Linked DNA regions of Homo sapiens: region 1 is linked to region 2. A link is a contact called in ENCODE Hi-C or POLR2A ChIA-PET data. All regions are on one chromosome and are shown on one strand. Each heading gives the region's core, a stretch centred on a gene start or an enhancer-like site at or near the end of the contact. The rest is flanking DNA. Distances are from core to core; before and after follow the strand shown.

Evidence for each region. Hi-C counts contacts between places; a loop is a spot of excess contacts on that map. ChIA-PET counts read pairs that join two places held with the same protein, here RNA polymerase II (POLR2A). Pooled maps may share reads with other maps.
Region 1: a loop to region 2 is called in a map of gastrocnemius medialis, with 6 times the contacts of the local background. The contact joins the promoter of MFGE8 here to the enhancer-like site in region 2. A Hi-C loop is called at or near these places in 1 of 168 maps with a recorded cell type or tissue (gastrocnemius medialis) and 1 of 50 pooled maps. POLR2A ChIA-PET finds 5 or more read pairs at or near these places in 2 of 52 experiments (GM10248 and HEK293).

What each region holds. Positions count from the first base shown.
Region 1 is chr15:88,911,981-88,915,263 of GRCh38, forward strand. It overlaps MFGE8 (milk fat globule EGF and factor V/VIII domain containing), which reads right to left and starts at 1,399. Exons shown (of 8, transcript NM_005928.4): 1 at 1,267-1,399. The coding sequence starts at 1,339. RefSeq lists an enhancer at 609-1,140.
Region 2 is chr15:85,580,518-85,583,779 of GRCh38, forward strand. AKAP13 (A-kinase anchoring protein 13) reads left to right here. Exons shown (of 37, transcript NM_007200.5): 7 at 1-1,590. Among named protein-coding and RNA genes, the nearest start is that of LINC02883, 180 kb to the right of the region's middle. RefSeq lists an enhancer at 1-58 and a silencer at 861-1,155. Within about 2 kb of position 1,739, at least 33 of the 41 ENCODE cell types and tissues checked have a DNase peak (open chromatin) inside an H3K27ac peak, as active enhancers do; they include gastrocnemius medialis, where a contact is called at or near this core.

The DNA of each region.
Region 1 (3,283 bases), core at 149-2,648, 3.3 Mb after region 2:
AGCATTGACACAGACAGAGGCTTGGGTTGGGAATGGACTCTTCCCTCCCAACTGCACCGGCCCTCTCCCTACACTGCTCCAGGGCAAAACGGTCCAGTGGGAAAAAGGGAAAGGGAAAGGTGTACTCTACCCAGCCACGTTACCTGTGTGTAAGATAGGTATGGTGTTTCCTCCTTCTGGAAAAGGCCACATCACCCTGTATAAAAACATCTTTGGGACTTCAGAGTCCTGCTCTTTCGGGGACTTTCCAGTAACATTTGGCCAGAGTTCAGGTTGGGGGGTACAGGGAAGAGTAGAAAGGGGCTAAGAAGATCCAGCTGTCTTTCATGGTGGCCGGGGAGGGCCAGGAGCTCCCAAGTTCCTGGGAGCTTGGAGCACTCTGGAAGCTCTAGCCCCGAGGGTCAGGCAGATCACAGGACATAGGGCTGGGGCTCAGCTGTTACCTACCTTGCTTCAGTCAATCCCATTTCTATGAGAAAATGATGGAGGGGCCACCTAAAGAGTCCTGGCCCTGACTCCCTCCCAGCGCTCCACGGTGAATGGCACGGGGCATCCGCAAGTCCAGCCTGCAAGGGGCCCAGCTGGCCTCCGGAGGCCTCCTGGGAGGCGGAGGAGGACCGGGGAAGATACAGCAGCCGGCCAAGGCCGCGGGAGGGAGGGAGTCAGGAGACTCCCATCAGCAGGCAGCCCTCTTCCAAGCTCCTCGAAGCCTCTGGGTCCCCTCCCGGGCCCCACTTACGGCCTGCGTCCATTGCACCGACTCCCCGGCCCTTCCCTTATGTGACCAGGCACGGACAATTGGGAGCGCAAAAATCCAATGAACTGTCCAGCCAACTGGAGTTGGCAGGGAGATGGCCAGGACAAAGTTATCCAGACAAGACTTATCCATACTAGAGTCCTAGAATCTCCCAGGTGGAAGGGGTTCGAAAGTCAAACGCAGTTCCCTGGCCTCATTTTTCACCAGGGAAAAGAGAGGCCCGACACAGCGGATTCCTTTGTCATTATCTGTAAGCCGCATCCCTGGGGGCGGCAGGGCTGTCACCCGATGTCCCGAGTCCCAGCCCAAAAGCCCCAGCGCAGAGACAGCAGGGCCGCATCCCCCTGTCCCGCCAGGGCGCAGCGGAAGAAGCCGCCCCTCTGCCCAGCCCGGTCCCCGGGGCTTTGTCTAAGTTTGTCAACAGTGGAGGTGGAGGGCGGGCGCCGGGCAAACTTCCGAGCGGCGCGGGGAGGAGGGGCGAGGGGCAGAGGGCGGCGCGATCCACTCACCCAGGGCGACGAGGAGGCTGGGGGCGCAGAGCAGCGCGCCGCACAGCGCGGCCAGCAGGCGGGGGCGCGGCATGCTGCGGGGACGCGGGCGCTGGAATGGGCACGCTGGGCTGCTCAGACCCCGCGGGGTTCTGGCGCCTTCTCCTCTGGGACCGGAATAAATCAGGCGGCTCAGCACCTCCCACTGGCCGTGCGCTCCGCCCAAGCTGGCCAGAGGCGGACTGGGGGCGGGGCTCCGCGGCTGGGAGGGAATTGGTTGAAAGGAATTGGGGGGCGCGGGGGTGGTCCGCGATATCTGCCTCTTCCGCCACTGCCACACCGGCGTCCCGCGTCGTGCCAACGGCCGGGTCACGAGTCTTGAGTCTGTTGGGCGGGAAAAGTTCAGGAGTTTTGTTTTTAAGATTTTTAGACTTGAAAAGATGCTAACTCTTTATTCATAATCAGATAGATGCAAATTAAAACTACAATGAGCATCGTGTTTCCCTTCTCGGATCGGCAAGTATCAAGATGTTAACAAGGTTAGTGGAGGCTGTGGGGAACAGGTCCAAGCATGCTTCGCTGAAGACAGTATAAATTAGTTCAACTTCCCTAGAGGGCTATTTGGTAACACCTATCAAAACGACAAATGCTGACACCTTAAGACCTAGCATTTCCACATAGAGAGATTCATTCTACAGAAACTCCCATGTGCAAAATGACAGATATACAAAGATAGCATAGCAACATTGTCTGAAATGGTAAAATACTAAAAAAAAAAAATCAGCGAAGGTTTCTGTAAAGGGCCTAATAGAAAATGTTCTCTGATATGTAGGCCCTGAGTCTCTGTAGCAGCTATTCATCTCTGCCTTTGTTGCAAGAAAGGCACCATAGACAAAATGCGAGGAAATGGGCACCTGTTTGCCGAAAGGGAATAAAACAAAGCAAGCCTGTCACCGTTGACTTTTTACTAAATGATTTGTACTTATCATGTGCAAATATTACCTGTTTACAAATAAGTGATTTTAATAATAGTGTTTTGGCTGGGTGCGGTGGCTCACACCTGTAATCCCAGCACTTTGGGAGGCCGAGGCACGTGGAACACCTGAGGTCGGAGTTCAAGACCAGCCTGGCCAAGATGGTGAAACCCCGTCTCTACTAAAAATACAAAAATTAGCCGGGCGCAGTGGCAGGTGCCTGTAATCCCAGCTACTCGGGAGGCTGAGGCAGGAGAATCGCTTGAACCCAGGCGGCAGAGGTCCCAGTGAGCCGAGATCATGCCACTGCACTCCAGCCTGGGTGACACAGTGAGACTCTGTCTCTAATAATAATAATAATAATAATAATAATAATAATAATAATAATGCTTCAGGCTGGGAGTGGTGACTCAAGCCTGTAATGCCAGCTCTTGGGGAGGCCGAGGTAGGCATATCACTTAAGCTCAAGAGTTCGAGACCTTCCTGGGCAACATGGCAAAACCCTGTTTCTACAAAAAAAGAAATACAAAAATATTCCAGGCGCATGCCTGTAGTCCCAGCTACTCAGGAGGCTGAGGTGGGAAGATCGCTTGATCCCAAGAGGTCGAGGCTGCAGTGAGCCACGATTGCACCACTGCACTCCAGCCTGGGCAACAGAGCGAGACTGTCTCAAAAAATAATAACAATACTAATACTAATAAGTATTTAAGTCAGACTAGCCAACAAACAAAATAGAACAGTCACACATCTCCCCTCCTAGCTGTGTTGAGACCTAAGTTGGGACTAGAGTCCACTGGCAAGATGCCCTTCTTAAAATATTCAGAAGCGGGTACTGGGCGTGGTGGCTCATGCCTGTAATCCCAACATTTTAGGAGGCCGAGGCAGGCGGATCACGAGGTCAGGAGATCGAGACCATCCTGGCTAACACAGTGAAACCTCGTCTCTACTAAAAATACAAAAAAAAAATTAGCCGAGCGTGATGGTGGGTGCCTGTAGTCCCAGCTGCTCAGGAGGCTGAGGCAGGAGAATGGCGTGAGCCCGGGAGGCGGAGCTCGCAGTGAGCC
Region 2 (3,262 bases), core at 489-2,988:
AACTACATACAGCTACAGATTATAGAGATGGCCCAGATGGAAATTCGAATGAGCCTGATACGCGGCCACTAGAAGACAGGGCAGTAGGCCTGTCCACATCCTCCACTGCTGCAGAGCTTCAGCACGGGATGGGGAATACCAGTCTCACAGGACTTGGTGGAGAGCATGAGGGTCCCGCCCCTCCAGCAATCCCAGAAGCTCTGAATATCAAGGGGAACACTGACTCTTCCCTGCAAAGTGTGGGTAAGGCCACTTTGGCTTTAGATTCAGTTTTGACTGAAGAAGGAAAACTTCTGGTGGTTTCAGAAAGCTCTGCAGCTCAGGAACAAGATAAGGATAAAGCGGTGACCTGTTCCTCTATTAAGGAAAATGCTCTCTCTTCAGGAACTTTGCAGGAAGAGCAGAGAACACCACCTCCTGGACAAGATACTCAACAATTTCATGAAAAATCAATCTCAGCTGACTGTGCCAAGGACAAAGCACTTCAGCTAAGTAATTCACCGGGTGCATCCTCTGCCTTTCTTAAGGCAGAAACTGAACATAACAAGGAAGTGGCCCCACAAGTCTCACTGCTGACTCAAGGTGGGGCTGCCCAGAGCCTGGTGCCACCAGGAGCAAGTCTGGCCACAGAGTCAAGGCAGGAAGCCTTGGGGGCAGAGCACAACAGCTCCGCTCTGTTGCCATGTCTGTTGCCAGATGGGTCTGATGGGTCCGATGCTCTTAACTGCAGTCAGCCTTCTCCTCTGGATGTTGGAGTGAAGAACACTCAATCCCAGGGAAAAACTAGTGCCTGTGAGGTGAGTGGAGATGTGACGGTGGATGTTACAGGGGTTAATGCTCTACAAGGTATGGCTGAGCCCAGAAGAGAGAATATATCACACAACACCCAAGACATCCTGATTCCAAACGTCTTGTTGAGCCAAGAGAAGAATGCCGTTCTAGGTTTGCCAGTGGCTCTACAGGACAAAGCTGTGACTGACCCACAGGGAGTTGGAACCCCAGAGATGATACCTCTTGATTGGGAGAAAGGGAAGCTGGAGGGAGCAGACCACAGCTGTACCATGGGTGACGCTGAGGAAGCCCAAATAGACGATGAAGCACATCCTGTCCTACTGCAGCCTGTTGCCAAGGAGCTCCCCACAGACATGGAGCTCTCAGCCCATGATGATGGGGCCCCAGCTGGTGTGAGGGAAGTCATGCGAGCCCCGCCTTCAGGCAGGGAAAGGAGCACTCCCTCTCTACCTTGCATGGTCTCTGCCCAGGACGCACCTCTGCCTAAGGGGGCAGACTTGATAGAGGAGGCTGCCAGCCGTATAGTGGATGCTGTCATCGAACAAGTCAAGGCCGCTGGAGCACTGCTTACTGAGGGGGAGGCCTGTCACATGTCACTGTCCAGCCCTGAGTTGGGTCCTCTCACTAAAGGACTAGAGAGTGCTTTTACAGAAAAAGTGAGTACTTTCCCACCTGGGGAGAGCCTACCAATGGGCAGTACTCCTGAGGAAGCCACGGGGAGCCTTGCAGGATGTTTTGCTGGAAGGGAGGAGCCAGAGAAGATCATTTTACCTGTCCAGGGGCCTGAGCCAGCAGCAGGTAAGCAAAACATAATACAAAATTAACAGTCTGAGAAGCAGATTCCCTTAAGAGTCACTGTGGTGTCCTGGTAAAAATATAGGCATCTTTGTTGTTTTGAGGCCTTGCACTCATTGGGTAGGTAGCCAAGTTAATAGTCACCACCATCAGGAGGGGCACGTCATCTCAGGGTTGGACAGATTTTGCTTCCTGTATTGTAGACTTACTGCTTGGTTGCTTAAGCTTATAAACACTCCTGTCTCATTCTGGAGTGGTTGCAACTTTGCAAACCTAGAAAACAATGCCTAGATCACAGGTACTCTAAAGTGGTGAAAGAATTTAGCAGATGTTTTTATTCACATGGCTTAATCCTTTTCTCTAGTACCATAGAAAACAGTGCCAAAAAGCTGTGTTTTATCTACAAGCCTGAAACTCCCTTCCTCCCCTATCATCCTAGTCTGTATTCTGAGCAAATTTAGAGTCAGAGTGGTTTCATGAACAGCTGTAAGTATTGTTCTGAGCTGACTTCCCAACATCCAAAATGGTGGTATTAGGTCATTGGTGGTTTTTTGTTTGTTTGTTTTTGTTTTTTTTGGGCTAGGGGTGTTGTTGACGGGGAACTCCTTCCTTTTCCTGCTTGGGGAGTGGACCTCTAGTTCCATTGCCTGTTGCTTTTGGGCAGCAGTCTGAGAATTCAAGACCCTGCACAGTGCAGGGGATAGGATGCAGGATTTCCGCCCAAGCCCAGTCTGCTGAGCTGCTGTCACAGGGCAGACCTTGTGTCTGCTTTATCTTGGTGAAGCAGCTGCACTGAGCAGATTGCTCACACAGCAGCCTGTTCCATCTGTGGGTAACCATGTTCCGAGGCAGCAAAGAGAAACCGCTATTGCTCCGTGGAAATAAACTATCTGAATAAAACTTCTTAACGGGGGTTGAGGCTGAAGCTGAAACGGGAGTCGGACACGATCTTGGCTCCTGAAGTCTTTAAAGGTCAGTTTGATGCACACTTCTATACCACCACCTGTTACCAGCTGTAGACAGAAGACCTATCTCCATGCTTGCCCCTAGGCTTTTGTAGGTAAGAAGCAGCCTGTTTTGTCTTTATTGTTTATTTTTGCTGTTCTTTTCAATTTTTGAAAATCCCTTTACACATATGTATTAAGAATGTGGGGGAGGGTTATGGAGAGAAATGAATCAATGGAGCAAAAGAAGTTGCTTTGGAAGAAGCGCAATTTAAATACAGTGGTTATTTTCCCTGGTAAAGGGCTTTTAGCCGTTTATAATCTTTTTCCTCCCCAGTTGAGGGATTTAAGGAATCCGAGGTAGAATTTTTGATGACTTTAGCTTTTTAGTTTTATTAATGTTTTGGATTGTTAGTGATAGATACTTGCTGGCTGTTGTCTCAGGATTTAAATGAGGTCTCTAATTTTTAAAAAAAGCCACAACAACAAGTCTATTTTGGGGGCCCTGGCAGGTTGGCATTTCAGAAGAATGGGAGTGGCTGTAAGCTGATGCCTGGTGATGTTCTTTTCATTTCGGTGCTGCGTCCTTGGCCACATGGGCCGGAATTATTTCTCTTTCTGGCTCAGTGGTCAGAATTTGACTCAAGCAAGTGTGAACTCTGTGGGGATTGTGTCTGTAGTATCCTATGAGAAAAAGTAAAAACCAGGGAGAATTTCAGACTTTGATTTTT